Linked DNA regions of Homo sapiens: all the other regions are linked to region 3. A link is a contact called in ENCODE Hi-C or POLR2A ChIA-PET data. All regions are on one chromosome and are shown on one strand. Each heading gives the region's core, a stretch centred on a gene start or an enhancer-like site at or near the end of the contact. The rest is flanking DNA. Distances are from core to core; before and after follow the strand shown. Region 1 overlaps EZH1 (enhancer of zeste 1 polycomb repressive complex 2 subunit). Region 2 holds the start of LINC00910 (long intergenic non-protein coding RNA 910). Region 3 holds the start of NBR2 (neighbor of BRCA1 lncRNA 2).

Region 1 (3,046 bases), core at 1-2,500, 420 kb after region 3:
CAATACCAAGCAATGTCCTTGCTATCTGGCAGTGCGAGAATGTGACCCTGACCTGTGTCTCACCTGTGGGGCCTCAGAGCACTGGGACTGCAAGGTGGTTTCCTGTAAAAACTGCAGCATCCAGCGTGGACTTAAGAAGGTGAGGCCTTTCCTCAGGACCCCACACCACATAAAATGGAGGGGGAAGGAAGGAACGGTCCCAAGCATTCTCTTTCCACTGGTTCTTTTGAGGCTTTATATGTGAAAGTGCTTGATAAATCCTAAAAGACACATATTTACTGAATTAATAAAGGCTTCAGTCCCAGTAGGGCTTAGAAAAATGGTTCCTGGCCAGGTGTGGTGGCTCATGCCTGTAATCCCAGCAGTTTGGGAGGCCGAGGCCAGCGGATCATGAGGTCAAGAGTTCGAGACCAGCCTGGGCAACATGGTGAAACCCTGTCTCTACTAAAAATATAAAAATTAGCCAGGCATGGTGGTGCATGCCTGTAATCCCAGCTACTCAGAAGGCTGAGGTAGGAGAATCGCTTGAACCTGGGAGGTGGAGGTTGCAGCAAGCCGAGATCGCACCACTGCACTCCAGCCTGGGACAGAGTGAGATTCCATCTCCAAAAAGAGAAAGAAAAGTGGTTCCTTGAACTGGCCAGACAAAAAGGAGCTGCGAGGTGTATGCACCTTTGGTGATGTCTATGTTTACCTCACACATTGCAGTGAATTCCTATAGACTAAGGCCCAGGAGGGCTCCATGGATAAAGGAAGAGATATCCTATTTCCGTTCGTCACCACCTCCCATTTTCTTTTCTCTCCCAAGCAGAAAAGAATGGGTTAGACCTTTTTCTGCTTTCAGATCCTCTTAACAGTTGCTGGTTCTTTCCACCCCACCCCCACCACACATGTGCACATCCAGCACACACCCCCTACTCATGCACACCCTGTAGTCTGAGACTTGGCCCCCTCTTCCCCAGCACCTGCTGCTGGCCCCCTCTGATGTGGCCGGATGGGGCACCTTCATAAAGGAGTCTGTGCAGAAGAACGAATTCATTTCTGAATACTGTGGTGAGGTGAGTGCTATAGTTTTGGCCCACATTCTTACTCGGGGGAGACTGATGAGAAACTCTGATTTTCTGTGGGCCAGGCTTCTTTGAATTAATCTCTAAATAACTCAGCTGTGTTCTCACGTGGCCTCTTGGGGAGATCCCACAGAACCGTTTGCAGTACTGAAACCACTGTTCAACTCTTTGGCAACTCCAGACACAAGAGATGAGGGGGGCTCTTTTCAGCCTTAAAACTGGTTGGCCTGGGTGGGAATTGGAACAGCATAACTTGAACTTGCTCTCTTGTGATTCTCATCATGATGCTCAGTAAGCACCCATGTGAGATACCACCCAGCCCTTTCTGGGGGCAGGGTACCATGCCCTGAGCAGGCAGCCTGATACTCCTATTTGTTATTTGTCTATCTCTCTAGCTCATCTCTCAGGATGAGGCTGATCGACGCGGAAAGGTCTATGACAAATACATGTCCAGCTTCCTCTTCAACCTCAATAATGGTATGAAGTCACTTTGTCTCATCCCAAGGTGGTCTTTTTTTTTTTTCTTTTTTTGAGACGGAGTCTTGCTCTGTTGCCCAGGCTAGGGTGCAATGGTGCGATCTTGGCTCACTGTAGCCTCTACCCTCTGCCTCCCGGGTTCAAGTGATTCTCCTGCCTCAGCCTCCCGAGTAGCTGGGACTACAAGCACCTGCCACCATGCCCGGCTAATATTTTTGTATTTTTAGTAGAGACTGGGTTTCACCATGTTGGCCAGGCTGGTATCGAACTCCTGGCCTCAAGTGATCCACCCGCCTCGGCCTCCCAAAGTGCTAGGATTACAGGAGTAAGCCACCGCACTTGGCCCCAAGGTGATCTTTCTACCAGATTGCCCTTGCTGTAGTCCAAGTTTAGATCAGCTCCGAATCTTCCAGCAGATGCATAGAGCAAGGGGGCAGGATCACACTTGGGGATCCCACAGGCCACAGTGCCCTTGCTTTGGAAGAACCTCCATTTCTGGGTTCTGTTTGTAATAGGAGTGCTGAGCGTCTTTACCTGAGAAATCTCCCTGCCCAGTAGATGAGAAGATCCATAATTCAAAGAGGGACCCAAAGGGAGTGCTCCCACACAAGGCTGAATTCTGAGGCTGCATGCTTTCCTCTGCTCCTGTTAGCACACTGGGCTTCAACATTCCCATCAGACTAAAGTGTTTCTGTTACCATTTAACTGATTTTAAATTCAAGCTGAGAAGCTGTGGAATTGCCTGCTGTGCTTATGGTTTTCCTTGATTTACTTTATACAGATTTTGTAGTGGATGCTACTCGGAAAGGAAACAAAATTCGATTTGCAAATCATTCAGTGAATCCCAACTGTTATGCCAAAGGTGAGTCCCAGTAACCTGGGAGGTGGGGTGGGGGATGGATGCCTCTTTACTGTGATTTCCATTCGTTGTTGAACATTTTCCTTAGCTGAGCTATTTTTTGTCCAAAGATAATCATGATTAATATCTGGTATCATTTTAGGCCCCTCTCAATCTTAGTTTTCTAATCTGCTTTTTTCAGCGAATACATTATAAACACTTTCCCACAAACATGATTTAACCAGCCTGAGCAACATAGTGAGACCCATCTCACAAAATAATAATAGGCTGGGTGTGGTGGCTTACGCCTGTAATCCCAGCACTTTGGGAGGCTGAGGCAGGTGGATCACTTGAGGCCAGGAGTTCAAGACCAGCCTAGCAAACATGGTGAAACCCCATCTCTACTAAAAATACAAAAATCAGCTGGGGGGCGTGGTGGTGTGCACCTGTAGTCCCAGCTACTCAGGTGGCTGAGGCACAAGAATCGCTTGAACCCTGGAGGCAGAGGTTGCAATGAGCCAAGATCATGCCACTGCACTCCAGCCTGGGCAACAGAGCAAGACTCTGTCTCAAAAAACAAAACAAAACAAAACAAAAAACCCCACTTATAATAATAATAAAGATAATTTTTCTGCCATAATAACAGATCTAAAAGCATAGAGGC
Region 2 (3,675 bases), core at 636-3,135, 260 kb before region 3:
GCAACCTCCACCTCCGAGTTCAAGCGATTCTCCCGCCTCAGCCCCCTGAGTAGCTGGAACTACGAGTGCGTGCCATCACACCCAGCTAATTTTATTTTTAGTAGAGATGGGGTTTCACTACATTGGCCAGGCTGGTCTCTGACTCCTGACGTCGTAATCTGCCCTCCTCGGCCTTCCAAAGTGCTGGGATTACAGGCGTGAGCCACCGCGCCTGGCCTTGGCCCTTATATACTTTTATAGTTCCATTTTTTTCACTTTGAAATCTTTGGCCCACTTGGCATTTATCTTGGTGTATGGTGAGTGAACCGTGATTGTAACACTGCACTCCAGCCTGGACAACAGAGGGAAACCTTGTCTCAAAATATAGATAGATATGGCCAGGCGCGGTGGATCATGCCTGTAATCCCAGCACTTTGGGAGGCCGAGGCACGCGGATCACGAGGTTAGGAGATGGAGACCATCCTGGCTAACACGGTGAAACCCCGTCTCTACTAAAAATACAAAAAATCAGTCCGGTGTGGTGGCACGCACCTGTAGTCCCAGCTACTTGGGAGGCTGACGCAGGAGAGTCGCTTAAACACGGGAGGCGGAGGTTGCAGTGAGCTGAGATAGCGCCACTGCACTCCAGCCCGGGCGACAGTGCGAGACTCCGTCTCAGAAAAAAGAACAGATAGATAGATAGATAGATAGATAGATAGACAGACAGACAGACAGGCCAGGCGCAGTGGCTCACGCCTATAATCTCAGCACTTTGGGAGGCCGAGGTGGGTGGCTGCCATATTGCACTTCACAGGGTAATAGAATGGAGATGACAATGACTCGGTGGAGACTGGGGTAAAGTGAAATGAGGGAAACACTTGCTGAGAGGTTAAAAAAAAAAATAAGGGGGCACCAAAAGACTCAGCAATCCAGATAAATGGCTTGATTATCTTATAATCGAGATAAGATATATTGCATTGAACTATTATTTATTTTGATTACTGAAGGGTTCTGGAGGATCACCCCCTGAAATTCGAACCTAGAGGAATGACCTCACCCTAATCCTGGCCGTGGCTAATAATAACGCCCATCTCTTAGGGCTGTCGAGTGAACTAAAAGAGATAATGCACGTAGAGCCCTCGGACCCGAGGCTGGCATTGGGAAAGGCACAGTTTATATTTTTTGACCTGGTTGTTCACCAGGCAATCCCTGCCATCCGGCTTTCCATCCTGCAGGGGGAGCATGACTGACTGAGTGTCACTATCGGATCTATGATACCTTCTTGCTTTTCTGAAATCAAATAAAAGAGCCATAAACTCTCATCTCAACTGTTGTGTTAGGAAGGAGGACGGGAATGGTAAATGCTGACGCTACAGGCGGCAGTCTGTGCCTCAGAGAGAAAATTTATCCCAACCTTGCTGGGGGCCTTGACGCCCATCTTCCTCCAGAGCACCCCGACAGTCACCCCGCCCTCTGGTGTCCTCCCACCCCGAGCCCGATCTTCCCCCTTCACGCCTGCCCCGGGCCAATAGCCTCCTAACTGCGTCCTCTCTGATTGCGTGTGTCGTGCTCATTACGCCCTATCCGTCGTTTCTTCGCTCCACAAACGTTTACTGAGCGCCTTCAACTTGCCAGGCACTAATTAGACTAGCGCAGAGAAACGGGGATAAGTACTGATGAGGGTCCCAGCCCTCAGCGATCGGATTTCAGAGGGGGAGATAAAGGACTGCCCAGAAGGGTGGTGAGTGGAGTAGTTGATATAAACAACGAGGTGCGATGAAATACACAGGAGGGCTGCTAATCACATATGGGGTGGGTGCCGAGGGCCCTTAATTAAGGGAGGCTTCCTGGACGGGTGACACCCAAGCGGAGTCCTGACGACCCGCGTCAGAAGTAGTCAGGCGAGGAGGAGGGTAAAGGAATCCACGTCCCAAGCAGAGAAGCAGCTTTCCCTACACAGCACAGGACACGGTCCGCGCACAGAAGCCGCAGGAGACGCAGGCACAGGGGCTGGGGAGAATCCTTGCTGGGCCCTCGCCGTCCATGCGCCGCCTCCCTCTGCCCGGTGTCTGGTGTCAGCCTCCTGCCTGGCAGAGGAACTCCAGCCCCTGCTCCCCGAAGCTCCTCCAGGCCTTCTGCTTCCCTGACTCGGAATGGGCCCGCTGTCCAGTGGGTACAAGGCTGGTCTCCCCGCCCACTGGTGACGACGTAAAGATCCAGCTCAGCCTGGTTTCCCCTGGTGATGATATCTTGCGACTCGTCTTTCTCCAGGAAAACAGGGACCGCTCTCCGCCTACAGGTCTCTTCCACAGACCTATCTTGTTTTCACCCCCTGTCTCTTTTGGTTCAGTCTTTTCGCTCATACAAACAAGGAAGTCGCCCCTAGCCCAGCCGCGGCTCCTTAGCTGGAGGCGGGCCCGGGGGTGGAGTCAACCGCGGTGGCCACGCCTCCTGGGAAAGGGCAGGGCATGCAAATTCGAAATGAAAGCCCGGAAACCCCGGAACTAGAACTGGTGTAAGATTTCTCTTGGTTTTTGTGTTGTTGTTGTTGTTTTGTTGTTGTTTTGAGACAGAGTCTCGCTCTGTCGCCCAAGCTGGAGTGCAGTGGCGCGATCTCGGTTCACTGCAACCTCCGCCTCCCGGGTTCAAGTGATTCTACTGCCCAGCCTCCCTAGTAGCTGGGATTACAGGCGCGCGACACCACGCCTGACTAATTTTTGTTTTTTTGTTTTTGTTTTTTTTTTAGATGGAGTCTCACTCTGTCGCCCAGGCTGGAGTGTAGTAGCGCAATCTTGGCTCACTGCAACCTCGGACTCCCAGGTTCAAGAGATTCTCCTGCATCAGCCTCCCAAGTAGCTGGGACTACAGGCACGTGCCACCACGCCCGGCTAATTTTTGTATTTTTAATAGAGACGGGGTTTCTCCGTGTTATCCAGAATGGTCTCGATCTCCTGACCTCGTGATCCACCTGCCTCGGCCTCCTAAAGTGCTGGGATTACAGGCGTGAGTCACCGCGCCCGGCACGCCCGGCTAATTTTTTTGTATTTTTAGTAGAGATGGGGTTTCACCGTGTTCCCCAGGCTGGTCTCGAGCTCCTGAGTCGAGACGGGATTTCTCCGTGTTTGCCAGAATGGTCTTGATCTCCTGACCTTGTGATCCACCCGCCTCGGCCTCCCAAAGTGTTAGGATTACTGGCGTGAGCCACTGCGCCCGGCAGATTTTTCTTTTAAAACGTGGAGAATAAGAAATCAGCCCGAGTGTGTAATGGCGTCAATATTGGTGTGGACAAGACAAAGTGAATGAGGCAAGGAGCGAGGCTGGGGCTCTCACCGCGTCTTGAATGTAGATGAGAGTGGGACGGTGATGGCAGGGAGGAAGGCGACGACATCTCTTCTCGTCCTTTTGGCTAAGATCAAGTGTAGTATCTGTTCTTATCAGTTTAATATCTGATACGTCCTCTATCAGAGAACAATTATATTAGATAGATTTTTGGAGCAGGGAGATGAAATAGGAGCTTGCTCTGTCCACTCCACGCGTCGACCTGGTATTGCAGTACCTCCAGGAATGGGGCTCCCTCTCCTGGGATACAACCTGTTTGCAAGGTTAGAAAGAAAAGACTGCGCCGGGTAGTTTAGGATAGTTGGTAGGTTTTCTTACTCCTTTAAGTATCATAAGGTTCATGATTTATGGAGAGTA
Region 3 (4,281 bases), core at 1,782-4,281:
TCATTTTCTTTGCCTGGGCCCTCTTTCTACTGAGGAGTCGTGGCCTTCCATCAGTAGAAGCCGGATGTTCTTGTGTCCGAAATTGGTGGGTTCTTGGTCTCACTGACTTCAAGAATGAAGTTGCGGACCCTCACGGTGAGTGGTACAGTTCTTAAAGATGATGTGTCCAGAGTTTGTTCCTTCTGATGTTCGGACGTGTTCAGAGTTACCTCCTTCTGGTGGATTCGTGGTCTCGCTGGCTTCAGGAGTGAAGCTGCAGACCTTTGCGGTGAGTGTTACAGCTCTTAAGGCGGCATGTCTGGAGTTTGTTCGTTCCTCCCGTCTGGAGTTGTTCATTCCTCCTGGTGGGTTCGTGGTCTCGCTGGCTTCAGGAGTGAAGCTGCAGACCTCTGCGGTCGGTGTTACCAGCAGATAAATGCTATGCGGACCCAAAGAGTGAGCAGCAGCAAGATTTATTGCAAAGAGCACAAGAACAAAGCTTCCACAGCGTGGAAGGAGACCAGAGCGGGTTGCTGCTGCTGGCTCAGGCAGCCTGCATTTTTTTTTTTTTTTTTTTTTTTTTTTGAGATGGAGTCTCCCTCTGTCACCCAGGCTGGAATGCAGTGGTGCAATCTGGGCTCACTGCAAGCTCCGCCTCCCGGGTTCACGCCATTCTCCTGCCTCAACCTCCCCAGTAGAGGGGATTACAGGCACCCACCACCGCACCCAGCTAATATTTTGTCTTTTTAGTAGAGTCGGGGTTTCACTGTGTTAGCCAGGATGGTCTCGATCTCTTGACCTCGTGATCCACCCCTCTAGGCCTCCCAAATTGCTGGGATTACAGGTGTGAGCCACTGGCACCCAGCGGGGCAGCCTGCTTTTATTCCCTTATCTGACCCCACCCACATCCTGTTGATTGGTCCATTTTACAGAGAGCTAATTGGTCCGTTTTGACAGGGTGCTGATTGGTGCATTTACAATCCCTGAGCTAGATATACACAGAGTGCTGATTGGTGCATTTACAATCCTCTAGCTAGACATAAAAATTCTCCAAGTCCCCACTACATTTGCTAGACACAGAGCACTGATTGGTGCGTTTACAAACCTTTAGCTAGACACAGAGTGCTGATTGGTGCATTTGCAAACCTTGAGCTAGACACAGAGCACTGATTGGTGCATTTACAATCCTTTAGCTAGACACAGAAGTTCTCCAAGTGCCCACCAGATTAGCTAGATACAGAGTGCTGATTGGTGCATCCCCAAACCCCAAGCTAGACACAGAGTGCTGACTGGTGCATATAAAATCCTCAGGCTAGACATAAAAGTTTTCCAAGTCCCCATCTGACTCAGGAGCCCAGCTGGCTTCACCTAGTGGATCCTGCGCAGGGCTGTGCCGGGCGCCTGCACTCCTCTCAGCCCTTGGGCAGTCGATGGGACCGGGCGCTGAGGAGCAGGGGGCGGTGCCCGTCGGGGAGGCTCAGGCCACGCTGGAGCTCACAGGGGTTGGGAGGGGGCTCGGGCATGGCGGGCTGCAGGTCCTGAGCCTTGCCCTGTGCAGGGCGGCTGGGGCCCGGTGAGAATTCAAGCGGGGTGCAGGCGGGCCGGCAGTGCTGGGGGACCCGGCGCACCCTCTGCAGCTGCTGGCCCGGGTGCTAGGCCCCTGACTGCCCGGGGCCGGGGGTGCGGGGCCCGCTGAGCCCGCGCCCACCTGGAACTCGCGCTGGCTGGCGAGCGCTGCGCGCAGCCCCAGTTCCCACACCCGCCTCTCCCTCCACACTTCCCCGCAAGCAGAGGGAGCCGGCTCTGGCTTCGGCCAGCCCAGAGAGGGGCCCCCACAGCGCAGTGGCGGGCTGAAGGGCTCCTCCAGCACGGCCAGAATGGACGCCAAGGCCGAGGAGGCGCCGAGAGCGAGCGAGGGCTGCTAGCACGTTGTCACCTCGCATTCTGAACCACAGACTCTCCAACTCTCCGGCGCTTTTCGCCCACTCGGTCCCTCAGAACACGAAGGGCTCTCTCATCCTGTCACTAAAACGATTAGCTGTCCGGAGACACGGAAAAAGTCGCCCCTCTTCTTTGCAGGATTCCTCCCTTGAACTTCTCCAAACCCTCTTAGTGTGACGTGACCCCACCCCTAGCTAACCCAGGCTGCTTCCTTACCAGCTTCCCGCCCCCTGGGGAGGCGGCAATGCAAAGACCGTCCGCTGCCAGCTCTGCCGCTATCTCTGTGGGGTGAATCTAACATGGCGGACAAAGACAGTAACTAGTCCCGTTTCTCCGCGTTTTCGCCAAGAAGATTGGCTCTTACCACTTGTCCCTCAAAACGACCACCCCATTGACTGGTGGCGATTGCGTCGACGGAGACGGGGCAAAAGCAAGCTGAACCCGAAAAATAACAAACACTGGGGCTGAGGGGTGGAACTACGAGTGCGCAGACATGGGCCAGAGCGCATTTCCCCTGCCCCAGGCAAATTCGGCGCTCACTGCGTCCCCGCAGGCCACTGACCTTACAAGACTACTTGCCCCAGACTCCTGGGGCTGGATGGGAATTGTAGTCTCCCTAAAGAGTTGTACGTATCTTTTTAAGGCCTAGTTTCTGCTTTCAAAATACGAAAACATAACACTCCAGTCCATAACTGTTGACAAGTACAAGCGCGCACAGGTCTCCAATCTATCCACTGGATTTCCGTGAGAATTGTGCCCGCTCTGGTATTGGATGTTCCTCTCCATAAGACTACAGTTTCTAAGGAACACTGTGGCGAAGACCTTTCATTCCGCAACGCATGCTGGAAATAATTATTTCCCTCCACCCCCCCAACAATCCTTATTACTTATATTTACCGAAACTGGAGACCTCCATTAGGGCGGAAAGAGTGGGGGATTGGGACCTCTTCTTACGACTGCTTTGGACAATAGGTAGCGATTCTGACCTTCGTACAGCAATTACTGTGATGCAATAAGCCGCAACTGGAAGAGTAGAGGCTAGAGGGCAGGCACTTTATGGCAAACTCAGGTAGAATTCTTCCTCTTCCGTCTCTTTCCTTTTACGTCATCCGGGGGCAGACTGGGTGGCCAATCCAGAGCCCCGAGAGACGCTTGGCTCTTTCTGTCCCTCCCATCCTCTGATTGTACCTTGATTTCGTATTCTGAGAGGCTGCTGCTTAGCGGTAGCCCCTTGGTTTCCGTGGCAACGGAAAAGCGCGGGAATTACAGATAAATTAAAACTGCGACTGCGCGGCGTGAGCTCGCTGAGACTTCCTGGACGGGGGACAGGCTGTGGGGTTTCTCAGATAACTGGGCCCCTGCGCTCAGGAGGCCTTCACCCTCTGCTCTGGGTAAAGGTAGTAGAGTCCCGGGAAAGGGACAGGGGGCCCAAGTGATGCTCTGGGGTACTGGCGTGGGAGAGTGGATTTCCGAAGCTGACAGATGGGTATTCTTTGACGGGGGGTAGGGGCGGAACCTGAGAGGCGTAAGGCGTTGTGAACCCTGGGGAGGGGGGCAGTTTGTAGGTCGCGAGGGAAGCGCTGAGGATCAGGAAGGGGGCACTGAGTGTCCGTGGGGGAATCCTCGTGATAGGAACTGGAATATGCCTTGAGGGGGACACTATGTCTTTAAAAACGTCGGCTGGTCATGAGGTCAGGAGTTCCAGACCAGCCTGACCAACGTGGTGAAACTCCGTCTCTACTAAAAATACAAAAATTAGCCGGGCGTGGTGCCGCTCCAGCTACTCAGGAGGCTGAGGCAGGAGAATCGCTAGAACCCGGGAGGCGGAGGTTGCAGTGAGCCGAGATCGCGCCATTGCACTCCAGCCTGGGCGACAGAGCGAGACTGTCTCAAAACAAAACAAAACAAAACAAAACAAAAAACACCGGCTGGTATGTATGAGAGGATGGGACCTTGTGGAAGAAGAGGTGCCAGGAATATGTCTGGGAAGGGGAGGAGACAGGATTTTGTGGGAGGGAGAACTTAAGAACTGGATCCATTTGCGCCATTGAGAAAGCGCAAGAGGGAAGTAGAGGAGCGTCAGTAGTAACAGATGCTGCCGGCAGGGATGTGCTTGAGGAGGATCCAGAGATGAGAGCAGGTCACTGGGAAAGGTTAGGGGCGGGGAGGCCTTGATTGGTGTTGGTTTGGTCGTTGTTGATTTTGGTTTTATGCAAGAAAAAGAAAACAACCAGAAACATTGGAGAAAGCTAAGGCTACCACCACCTACCCGGTCAGTCACTCCTCTGTAGCTTTCTCTTTCTTGGAGAAAGGAAAAGACCCAAGGGGTTGGCAGCAATATGTGAAAAAATTCAGAATTTA

The links. A loop is a pair of places that touch in the nucleus more often than their neighbours do. ChIA-PET counts read pairs that join two places held with the same protein, here RNA polymerase II (POLR2A). Pooled maps may share reads with other maps.
Region 1: a pooled map shows a loop between it and region 3 (4-fold over the local background). The contact joins the enhancer-like site here to the promoter of NBR2 in region 3. A Hi-C loop is called at or near these places in 2 of 50 pooled maps. POLR2A ChIA-PET finds 5 or more read pairs at or near these places in 3 of 52 experiments (CD4-positive, alpha-beta T cell, H1 and HEK293).
Region 2: a loop to region 3 is called in a map of CD4-positive, alpha-beta T cell, with 4 times the contacts of the local background. The contact joins the promoter of LINC00910 here to the promoter of NBR2 in region 3. A Hi-C loop is called at or near these places in 1 of 168 maps with a recorded cell type or tissue (CD4-positive, alpha-beta T cell), 2 of 37 single-sample maps with no recorded cell type and 11 of 50 pooled maps. POLR2A ChIA-PET finds 5 or more read pairs at or near these places in 2 of 52 experiments (Panc1 and activated naive CD4-positive, alpha-beta T cell).

The regions. Positions count from the first base shown.
Region 1 is chr17:42,703,100-42,706,145 of GRCh38, reverse strand. It overlaps EZH1 (enhancer of zeste 1 polycomb repressive complex 2 subunit), which reads left to right. Exons shown (of 21, transcript NM_001991.5): 16 at 1-139; 17 at 963-1,058; 18 at 1,463-1,544; 19 at 2,326-2,406. Among named protein-coding and RNA genes, the nearest start is that of MIR6780A, 3.5 kb to the left of the region's middle. RefSeq lists an enhancer at 656-1,296. Within about 2 kb of position 1,250, at least 2 of the 41 ENCODE cell types and tissues checked have a DNase peak (open chromatin) inside an H3K27ac peak, as active enhancers do.
Region 2 is chr17:43,387,108-43,390,782 of GRCh38, reverse strand. It overlaps LINC00910 (long intergenic non-protein coding RNA 910), which reads left to right and starts at 1,885. Exons shown (of 6, transcript NR_027412.1): 1 at 1,885-2,494. It also overlaps the pseudogene RNU2-4P. RefSeq lists enhancers at 1,005-1,758, 2,076-2,305, 1,759-2,512, 2,803-3,318, 3,319-3,675 and a silencer at 1,868-2,162.
Region 3 is chr17:43,124,307-43,128,587 of GRCh38, reverse strand. It overlaps NBR2 (neighbor of BRCA1 lncRNA 2), which reads right to left and starts at 3,031. Exons shown (of 8, transcript NR_138145.1): 1 at 2,818-3,031. It overlaps BRCA1 (BRCA1 DNA repair associated), which reads left to right and starts at 3,224. Exons shown (of 23, transcript NM_007294.4): 1 at 3,224-3,317. RefSeq lists enhancers at 1,032-1,845, 2,774-2,863, 2,993-3,017, 2,914-3,043, 3,150-3,172, silencers at 1,852-1,869, 3,893-3,928, cis regulatory regions at 1,894-1,923, 2,274-2,303, 2,980-2,988, 3,150-3,172 and promoters at 2,973-3,239, 1,483-3,239.